Linked DNA regions of Homo sapiens: region 2 is linked to region 1. Evidence: chromatin loops called from intact Hi-C (ENCODE). Cell type or tissue: dorsolateral prefrontal cortex. All regions are shown on one strand. Each heading gives the region's core, and the rest is flanking DNA. Links, peaks and the distances in the headings are about the cores only. Region 1 overlaps RNF216 (ring finger protein 216). Region 2 overlaps RNF216 (ring finger protein 216).

Region 1 (5,373 bases), core at 211-5,210:
AAACTATTTCCACAGGGCCAAGCAGAAACAAAAATAAAATTTTTATTCATATTGGCGTTTTGTTATAATGCGTATGTATTTTTACCTTTCCCTATTTCGGGTTGTCAGCTCTCTCCCTTCTGAATAATCACTGAAACAGCAAGCATGGTATTTGACTCTTAATGGGAAGGCAGGGTGGGAAGGGAGGCAAGCAACATTTGCCTTTTATTATTTTTCTTCTTCTTTAAAAGAATCTAACAAACACATCTACTCTATGCTGTATTTACTGTGCTTCAATAGCAGGTAAGGGAAGAGGATGTGCTTGCGTGTGTAATTAACCAAAACCTTCCCAGGATCAAGAAGTCTGTGATGAATAGATTCACTATGCTTTTAAATTTTAAAAAGTGAAATTTTAAAAAGTGAAAACTGACAGAAGTACTCAGACACAAGTAGAGTTAAAAATCCTGAAGCCTCCTTGCTATGACGCCAGCCCTGCTCAGTACGTGACGGAAGGGAGGCTCACAGGGATGGTGTCTGCGACCCACTCAGCTCTGCCATTTACCATCACCTGACTTTAAGCCAGTGTCTATTTTGTAGGGCTGCTGTGGGGACCAATATGAGCTGAGAGCTCTGCCAGGCACCCTACATGATATACCTGTAAGGGAGCGTCCTTCTGCGGCCTGAACCTGAAGCTCTTCAGAGGGACCCATGCTGGGCTCTGAAGAAAGTGACTCACCTTGGAGGAGCAAGGGCAGGTCACATTCCATGATGAGAAATTCTCACACCACCCTCCTTCATATTTGACTCACATCATGCAGCATGGACTTCCACTCCAGTAAATGAGTCCTCATTTGTGGGCTTAAAAATCTTTTTGTTACCCAGCTATTTGGTTCTTGTCAACGCTACTTCCTGAATAAAGGTCTTCCCTGATAGTAGGAACAAGTGGCCCAAGCTTCATTCATCTCTAGATAAATGTGAAGGCCGTGCTCAGCACAGGAGTCAGCTGACTGGCTGGGCCCCAAATTAGAGTGCTGTTAATAAGTGCCAACCACCCGCCATCACAGCTGGAGCTGCCCTGGCATTGATAGCTGGTCCACACTCATTTACATTCTCTTCACGCAGCCATGCAGCTACTGTAGGAGGCTGCAGATGCCTGTTTTTTAACCAACAAACTGGTTCACTGCAGATGTGAATTTTGGTTGTACTTCACGGCTGTAAAGTTAAAAACAGCAAATGCTACAAAGAATAGGATGGGAACCTAGAAAGGGCAGAAAAACAAGCAGGGAAGAAAGCTGGCAGGTGAGAAAAGATAAATAAATACAAGTGACATTGGGAAAAGATGGGTGGTTACACAACCACACACACATTTGCAGTTTCCACGAAAAGACTACACCAGATGTTCTTCAGTTACTCTGATTAAACTCTCACCACCTGATGGTCTCTCGTCGTTAGCGCTTGCTTCATGAGTGTGCCTAAACCTCCACCTTGTGGCCCTAAGTTTCTGGAAAACTTGACTTACACAGCTCTGAGTTTATAAAGCAAAGTTATGGCTGTGGCAAGGCAGAAAAGACTCAACAGTGAAACTTCTGACCCTAAGAATACATATTCCAGAAGCATCACCTTCAAATCTCCTTTTATGTAACACTCTTCAGTCTCACACCAAACACACCCAATTCATTCCTAAAAGCAGCACACTGAAAACAAACTAATGAATTCTTTATCTGAGAACACACAAGGGAGCTGAGAGCCTTGACAAAAGCATTCCATCATATCAATGAAACAAAGACTCTCTCCATTTCATCAAAGATACAGTGTCTTATTCTTCAGGGATTCCAGAGGACTGATTCCAGCCATTCAAGTCCTCCTCCAGAGGCCGTCTTATATTAATACGTTTATATTAATGCCGTATTAATATAAACGCCTCATTTCAGAGCGACAAGTTCCTGAAAAGCCAACTGGAATTTATATTACTGGCAAAGACACTGCAATGAGAAAGCAGGTGCCCTTAGTCTCACACGGGTCAAAATTAGCTTGTGGCTCATGTCTTAAATATCAGGAATCCTCAAGGATTAGCGACTGCTTTAGCCATCTTGCTACAAAGAATGGCATAAGGAGAATTTGCACAACTGAGAAAGGTAAAAGCGTATGCGCTAATAACATGGACTTCTTAGATAAAGTCTAAATGCACGTAGCGATTTGCTTTGGTACTGAGCCCAAAAGAACTGTGTCAATTCTGCTTACAAAACAGTGTTTTGCTGACACATACTTTTCAAACACCCAAGAGGAAGAAAACCCTTTCCTCATGGAGCATCTGTGCCACCTAGTGGCAACTCGTTCCACAGCCCACAAATAAGGACAGAAGATTAGGCATAAACTCTCCTTTCTCATCCAAAGGACAAGGTGGGGACTTCTCTCATTCCTCTGGTGGTCACTGAGCCAGCTCCACCAGGCCGTCACTGCCTCAGGTCCCCATATAACATTTTTCACTTTATTTTCCATGATGGGCCAAACACCTACAATCCTTACCCTAACATTAGAAACTAAAATGTGAATGCTGTTATCCATAGGTGAAAGTCAAGTTCTGAAACATACTGTAATCCATCATGTAATCATAACACACATTCTCTCCACTGCAAAACGTTGCTGAGGGGCATAAAAAGATGTGAATAAATGAAAAAACATACTTTAAACTTAGCATGGCCCAGCATTTCTAAGCTAATAATAATCTCCCTGATGGGCACCTTACCCCTCTCCTCCTCTTTCCTCCTTTTGCTGCTCATTTCAGACTCCAAAATCTTTTTCCAGCCTAGATCTCTCCCTGTGTTACTGACCCGGATCACTGATCTAGGGTCACTGATTTATGGAGCACCTACTATGTGCCAGGCATTGTAAAAACACGTACACACTGGATGTCTCCCCTAAAAACTCAACATGTCCAAAACAAAAGTAATCTCTCCTGAATCTTTTGGATTCCATTTCCAGTTTTGTAAACAGCATCATCAACTACATAGTGGTCCAAACCAGACACGCCTGTGAGACCTCTGGCTTTCTCCCCACCTTCACATGCAACATATCACCTTCTAATCCTCTACCTCTCAAATCTGCTCCTGTTCTCCAACTCCAAGGGCAGTTATGGTCCTTATGATCCTTATCAGTCAGGATGTGCTAGGTTATGCTGCTGGAACAAACTCAAACCTCAGTAGTTCAAAACAGACTTTGTTCTCACTCATGCTGCACATCCCTCTTGGCAGAGGGAAAAAATGAACCATATGCCCTTTAAAAAAAACTGCGGTAGGCTGGGCACGGTGGCTCACCCTGTAATCCCAGCACTTTGGGAGGCCAAGGCAGGCAGATCACCTGAGGTCAGGAGTTCGAGACCAGACGGACCAACATGGAGAAACCCCGCCTCTACAAAAATACAACATTAGCCGGGCGTGGTGGCACATGCAGGTAATCACAGCTACTCGGGAGGCTGGGGCAGGAGAATTGCTTGAACCTGGGAGGCGGAGGTTATGGTGAGCCAAGATCATACCATTGCACTCCAGCCTGGGCAAGAAGAGCGAAACTCCATCTCAACAAAAACTAAAACAAAACAAAACAAAACAAAACAAAACAAAACAAAACAAAACAAAACACCACTCTGGGAGGCCGAAGCAGGTGGAGGATTACGAGGTCAGGAGATCAAGATCATCCTGGCTAACATGGTGAAACCCCGTCTCTACTAAAAATGCAAAAAATTAGCCGGGCATGGTGGCATGTGCCTGTAGTCCCAGCTATTCAGGAGGCTGAGGCAGGAGAATCGCTTGCACCCGGAAGGTGGAGGTTGCAGTGAGCTGAGATTGCACCACTGCACTCCAGCCTGAGCAACACAGCGACACTCCATCTCAAAAAAAAAAAAAAAAAAAATTGTGGTGAAAACACACAATACAAAAACTACCCAATTAACACATTTTTAAGTGTACAGGGTCTGTTAGCAAAATGTTGTACAGCTGATCTCTAAACAACTTAATCTGGCATGACTGAAACTTCCCACTGCACAGTGACTCCCCACTTTGCCTTCTCCCAGCCTCTGGCACCCAGGGTTCTACTTTGTGTTTCTATGAGTCTGACTACTTTAGATCCTGCATTTAAGTGGAATCGTGCAGTATCTGTCCTTCTATGACTGGCTAATTGCACTGAACACAATGTCCCTCAAGGTGGTTTATCTGTGTTGTTAGTATGTGCCAGGAGTTCCTTCTTTTCAAAGGCTGCATAATATACCAAATTTTAACCATTCATCTGTTGACGAACATGTCAGTAAGTGGTTTCCATCTTGTGGCTACTGTGAATAATGCTGCAATGAACACAGGAACATGCTGAGATCCTTTCCCAAAGGATTTCAATTCCTTTCCACCGGCTGCCTTTTCACTCTGTTGATGGTTTCCTTTGCTGAAAGCATCTTAGTAGTCACTTGCCTGTTTTTTGCTTTTGTCACCTTGTTTTTGGTATTATACCCAGGAAATCATTGCCAAGACTGATGTCATGAAGCTTTCCACCTACGTTTTCTTCTAGTTTTTATAGTTTCAGGTCTTACACTTAAGTCTTTAATCCATTTAAAGAGTTGATTTTTGTGTTATGATATGAGATATGGTATCAGCGTCTAAGTTCATTCTTTTGCATGTGGATATTCAGTTTACAGAGCACCATTAATCAGAGACTACCTTTTCCCCCGGTGGGTGTTCTTTGCACCCTTGTTGAAGATCAGCTGATCATAAATGTGTGGATTTATTTCTGAGCACTGTATTATGTTCCATTGGTCTACATGTCTGCCTGTTTAAATTACTGTAGCTTTGTAATAAGTTTTGAAGTCAGGAAGTGTGAGGCTTCCAGCTTTGTTCTTCTTTCTTAAGACTGTCTAGGATATTTGGGATCCTTTGTGGTTCCATATGCATTTTAGGGATGTCTTTCCATTTATTTATGTCTTCTTTAATTATTTCAGCAGTTTTTTATAGTTTTCAGTGTATAAGTCTTTACCCACTCCTTGGTTAAGTTGTTCCTAAGTATTCCAACTTTTTTGATGTATTATAAATTAGATTTTCTTAATTTCTCTTTTTGGAGTGTTTGTTAGTGTACAGGAACGCAACTGATTTTTATGTGCTAATTTTGTATCCTGCACCTTTACTGAATATATTAATTCTAACAAGTTTTTTTGTGGAAATTGCAGATTTTTCTATGTATAAGATCATGTTATCTGTGAACTTGCACGGATATAGATGCTTTTGCTTTTTCCTGCCAAATAGCTCTAGCTAGGGCTTCCAGTGTTATATAGCATGGAAGTGGTGACAGTGATATCCTTGCCTTGTTCCTGATCTTAGTAAAAAAAAGCTTTTCAGTGTGTGTGTGTGGTTTTTTTTT
Region 2 (5,373 bases), core at 102-5,101, 71 kb before region 1:
AAAACGCAGAGCAAGGGGCTGTGTTTTGGAAATTTTTAGGGAACAATCCTCCTTTTCTCAGGCTCAGCTTACCCAGAAGTGCATGTGCCATCCCCTGAAACAGCCCACTTGTCGGCCTCTGGTCCCTGGCACTTGTCCTTTGGGATGAAAGCCAGTAGATTCCTCTTGCCCAGAGTGGGAGTGGGGAGCTTGGGAAAGCTCATAACCCTCATCTCTTGAGCCAGAAATCTAAGCTGCACATGGGGGCCCAGCACTGAGGTGAGAGGCTGTAGTGCCTCCCTGGGTCACTGGTCTCCAGTGGCCTCTGACCAGGTGCTGTTCTCAGCTCACTGGTTTTGGTCCATCTCAAAGGCAGAAGCGAATGCTTCAAGATTTCCTTGCCTGACATGTTTTCTCCTGACACTACCAAGTTACTTGAATCCCATGGGGGTCCCATGACATTTTCTCTTTCTGGCCTCTTCTCGTCACAAAAAACTCAGGGATTTGGTTCTCATCAACATAAAAAAAAAAATGCCATTATTTCTTTTCCTTATACATATTGATTAAAACAATCTTGGGAAACATTGAACAAAACAACACAGCTAAAATCAGCCGTAATTCCTCACCAGAGATCAATCCTGGGAACATTCTGATATCTTTTCCATTGGCTGCTTTTATATCCACACTTCACTGTCAAGCCCACTCAGATTCCATTGTAGAAGGTCACGCTCTGCCCCCACGAGGTCCTGCTGCCTTGTACGGATTGCTTAGCTCACACCCCCTTCTCCACGCCACGGGAGGCTGGCAAGGATTTCATAAGAGGACCCTGAGGCTCAGAAGATGCAGAGAGTGGCTGGACCACCAAGGTGGGCAGTGTGCTGAGGCCAGGGCAGGAGGTCTGGACTTGTAGGTTCCAAGGATGGCCGGCAGTTCTCAACTCTGCATGGCTCAGGCTGGGTTGCTGGGCTCACCCTGGACAGCGGTCTATAGAGGTTCACCTGAACCTATTTGAGATCTGAGTTCCTGTTCATGCCATTTGCCCTGGCCAGTGGGGGCAGGAGGGGCTGCTGGCTGCATCTTTACTCGCTGCCACAGATCCATGACAGACCATGGTGCATCCCCTCGAGGGCTGCAGTCTCTGTGCCTCATCCTTGGTTTCTGGCACAGGCCTTAAGAAGGACCCAGCTGGCCTGAATGAGTTCTGTCTCTGCTCTCCTTCTGGCCCCTCCTAATCCCAGTGAAAACTTTCAAATGAATTCTCAGCACAGCTCCTTTCTGATGAGCAAGGCCAGGCTGAGGTGAGAGGGAGTGGATGCTGATCAGCGACCAAGGTGTCCCTGGATCAGCAAGGGCTCAAAAGAACAAGCGTAATGATGTGTCAGGCCAGGGTAGAAGTTAGCCCTCCAATCACCTGATGTCAGGGGTTCGAGACCAGCCTGGCCAACATGGCGAAACCCCATCTCTACTAAAAATACAAAAATTAGCCAGGCGTGGTGGTGGGTGCCTGTAATTCCAGCTACTTGGGAGGCTGAGGCAGCAGAATCGCTTGAACCCGGGAGGCACAGGTTGCAGTGAGCCAAGATCACGCGACTGCATTCCAGCCTGGGCGACAAGAGCAAAACTCCATCTCCAAAAAACAAAACGAAGCCCTCCAGTGCCCCATCGCTACTCCAGAAGGTGTACCTATGGATCACAGTGGGATCCAATGAGTACCATGACGAAGCACACGAATGGCACCACAGTGGGCAGTGCACCCCAAATGCAGTGTCAAGGACAAAGGGTCAAAGCAGAGAGTGAAACGGGAGTCTCACCCACCCAGCGGAACTGGAAGAGCACTTTCTGTTTTTTTTGAGACAGAGTCGTGCTCTATCGCCCAGGCTGGAGTGCAGTGGTGCGATCTCTGCTCACTGCAACCTCCGCCTCCCGGGTTCAAGTGATTCTCCTGCCTCAGCCTCCCAAGCAGCTGGGAGTACAGGCGTCCGCCCCATGCCCAGCTAATTTTTGTAGTTTTAGTAGAGACGGGGTTTCACCATATTGGCCAGGCTGGTCTCGAACTCCTGACCTTGTGATCCACCCGCCTTGGCCTCCCGAAGTGCTGGGCTTACAGGTGTGAGCCACTGCGCCCAGCTGGAAGAGCTGGAAGTAAGGCCGGGTGCGGTGGCTCATGCCTGTAATCCCAGCAATTTGGGAGGCCTAGGCAGGTGGATCATTTGAGGTCAGGAGTTTGAGACCAGTCTGATCAACACGGTGAAACCCCGTCTCTACTAAAATACGAAAATTAGCTGGGCCTGGTGGCGTGCACCTGTAATCCCAGCTACTCAGGAGGGTGAGGCAGGAGAATCACTTGAACCCAGTAGGTTCAGGCTGCAGTGAGCCGAGATCACATCACTGCACTCCAGCCTGGGCGACAGAGGGAGACTCCCTCTCAAACAAAACAAAACAAAACAAAACAAAAACAAGGAAATAAGCGGATTGCATTTTAACAGGGAGGGAGATTTGTTTCCTTTCCTTGAATTCCTTTGAGCTCAGCAGGGCGCAGAAAGAACTCAGCCTGACACAGAAGACTCTGGCTTGCTGCCTGCTGCATGCAGGTAGGGTGGGTGGGAGGAAGACGCAGCAAGAGCTTGTGGGGATGGCAAGCACCCGGCCTTTCCAGAAACGTGCTGCACTTGAAGACGGCAAGTGAGGTAGAATTTACCAGAGAGGTTTTAATTAAGAAGAGAGAAACAAAACATACACAAACATCCTCCCTTAGCTTGTCCCTCCACAAATATGCCCCACAGTTCTGTCCACGCAGCAGGGTATAGACAGGAGAAAACGAAGAAAGAGAAACTATGAGTGATTAAAAAGGGGAAAAGATTCAATTTATTTTCACAAATCAGATATGAACAGTAATCAGCAGCCACAGGCTGACTGTTCCCAAAATAACCATTTGAGCGCTTGGCACAAAACTATTTTTGCCAAAGCCTTTACGGTCCTTTTGAGACTTTTTTTCCAACACTTCTGGTCCCCAGGGCTGGCTGTCCACGTGCCTGCTGGCCAGCCTCCTGTGACCATGGGGGAAGAACGGGTGGCTTTTCTTCTTCATTGCACTTTTCCTCCCCTTAGAAAGCTGACTGGGAATTGCAAGTCGACTGGTGCTTCCCCTCTGAGATTCTGGGGGTGGGTTGGGGCTGGGATCCAGGTCATGTGTGGCCACAGCTGTTGTTAATAAACTTGCAATGATTTCATGAGAGGCTTCCAAAGAGCTTAAGATTTAGTTTCAAATTATTCCCAGATTAGCCACAGATCGCCTGAGCAACGGCAGACCCTTAGCCCCCACCCCTTGCTGTCCCCAGCAACAGGAAGTTGGGGGAGGGAGCAGCAGAGCTTGGAGTGGCACATGCTGCGCAGCTGTGGCTGGGAAGGGCAGGGAGGCAGGACAGTGTGCTGGGGAGGAGCAGAGACTTCACGGGCTCAGGGCTGGCCCTGGCTTCTGCAGCCACCTCCTCAGGTCAGACAAGCCCAGCACCCAAATACCACTATCTGGAGCACTTCCCCCACAAGGACCTGGAGATGGGGGCAGAATGTGGCCATGTTTTGCGTCCCGTCAGGGTCAAGTGCTCACCCAGGGGCCTGGTGGGATCTGCTGAAGACATGTAGCAACAAGCACCAACAGGCCGTGTGTACTGGACTGTGCTGCCCTGCTTGGGAAAGCCCTCAGTGACATCGAAACCCTGTCTGGGACACTGCTGGGGTAGCAAAACTGCCAGGGCCCCTTTCTACTATTTGCAGCTTCATTCATCCATGGGGAAAGAGTCTGGCGAGGTCCCCACCCCTCTGCAAGGGCTACCTGGTTCATGGGGCTCAGGGACCCTATGGGCACCTAACGACCATGTATTTGTGGCAGGAGCCAGACACTGGTTGGAAGACCTGGGCTCACATCCTGGTCTCACCAAGCTAGGGATCCTGGGCTAGTGACCTACACATCATCTCCCTCATCTGCAAAATAGGAAAGCACTGCCTCCCAGTCCCATGCAGTAAAAATCACACTGCATAGCACGCTCACATGGTGTTGGCTGTGTGGCTATTAAGAGGAAGATGAAGAAACCGAGGTCAGTTTTGATGACAGATCAATGATCACACCCACCCCACTAACTTCACTTTTTTTTTTTTTTTTTTAACACACAATGATATTTATGACAGTGATGAGAAATAACACGCCAAAGCCAGCTGTGGAAGCTGGGTGATGGGACAATCTGGGGGCTCACTTTACTCTTTTGTAGAATAAATTTTTAAGGTTAAGGAAAAAATTCTGAAGCCAAAAATCAGTTTCCAACCTAAAAGTCTAAAATACCTTTCCTTACCAGGTTTCTGCGTTTCCTCATCAATCCTCCCTTTCACAGCCTTCCTCCCTAATTCCAACAACATCATGTCCTTTCCCCTGCCGCTTAAGCCAGGGTCCCAAAGGTCCCCAGGACTTTCTGCATGCCTGATCCACCAGGGAGATGCTGCGCTGGCCTGAGGGGAGAAGGCAGGCCTGGGAATACTCCGAGGACAAATGACCCGGGTGGAAACCCAGGCTACCATTTACTGGCCACAGTCTTAAGCAAGTAAAACCAGGATGATACATCTGCCTTCGAGCACTGCTACAGAACTGAATGTATTAACATCTATAAATGTTAGGCTCAGTCCACTGCTGGTTTGGAAAAATGAGTGTCTCTTAACCAAATGGCTAGGCGATAATTGTACCAAATTAAACTGGCTGTAAAAGCCCTAGGGTTTTATTTGAACTGGACAGGTTTCAAACTCTTACATTCAAAAGACAAAGACACTGTAGAAAACAATTCTCTGTAGTTTCTCGTAGCCAAAACCCAAGACAAACACGGACTTTGTTTTGTATTGAAAGAGAACATGCTGTTTTAAGTTTTGCCATACTCTCAAATCCAGACTGCCAGGTGCCTGTTCCTCTCACAATTTGCTCCCCACCTCAGCTACCACTCCTGTGGCCATGCAAGGACCAGTCAGTATATTCACGTTCAGTAAAGTTCCAGGATCACTCTTCCCCTACTGCAAAATAACGTCTGTTCACTTATGTGTCAAGAGCTGGCTTTCCACTCTGCTCCCTAATCCAGAAAACTGTGGTATGCTGTGACTGTTCGCTTCTGGTTTTTTGCTTCCTAAAGAAGACACCTTCTTTATAAGACTCTTAGTTGAATGCTTTTGGCTTCATTTTGATAACTAACAGAGAAAGAAAGTTACTGTTCACCACTTGAGCTCTTACTGTGGAGTGGTAGTTCAGGTTCCCAAGCAATCCCTAGTCATTAAGGATGAAAACTCAACTTCCCTCCAAAACCATGATGGGACAACTCCCTCGCTGACAAATAAGAGATTCTTCCTGGCCCTGCTGGTTAA

What was found. A loop is a pair of places that touch in the nucleus more often than their neighbours do. Peaks named below come from ENCODE experiments on the same cell type or tissue, not always from the same donor. Only the 100,000 strongest peaks of a DNase experiment are listed, where the experiment ranks them.
Region 2: it touches region 1 in a loop (3-fold over the local background); 11 of 110 quality-filtered maps call a loop at or near these places.

What each region holds. Positions count from the first base shown.
Region 1 is chr7:5,702,355-5,707,727 of GRCh38, forward strand. All of the region lies in intron 13 of RNF216 (ring finger protein 216), which reads right to left. Among named protein-coding and RNA genes, the nearest start is that of MIR6874, 6.9 kb to the right of the region's middle. RefSeq lists an enhancer at 1-795. In dorsolateral prefrontal cortex, for the core only: CTCF peaks have their summits at 1,351, 2,301 (motif pointing left) and 2,501; DNase peaks (open chromatin) are centred at 1,027 and 2,307; H3K4me3 peaks cover 1,908 bases; H3K27ac peaks cover 4,527 bases.
Region 2 is chr7:5,631,169-5,636,541 of GRCh38, forward strand. The region is part of intron 15 of RNF216 (ring finger protein 216); the gene reads right to left. Among named protein-coding and RNA genes, the nearest start is that of FSCN1, 41 kb to the left of the region's middle. RefSeq lists enhancers at 1,119-5,373, 3,168-4,087. In dorsolateral prefrontal cortex, for the core only: a CTCF peak has its summit at 3,211; DNase peaks (open chromatin) are centred at 3,116 and 3,383; H3K4me3 peaks cover 2,139 bases; H3K27ac peaks cover 4,250 bases.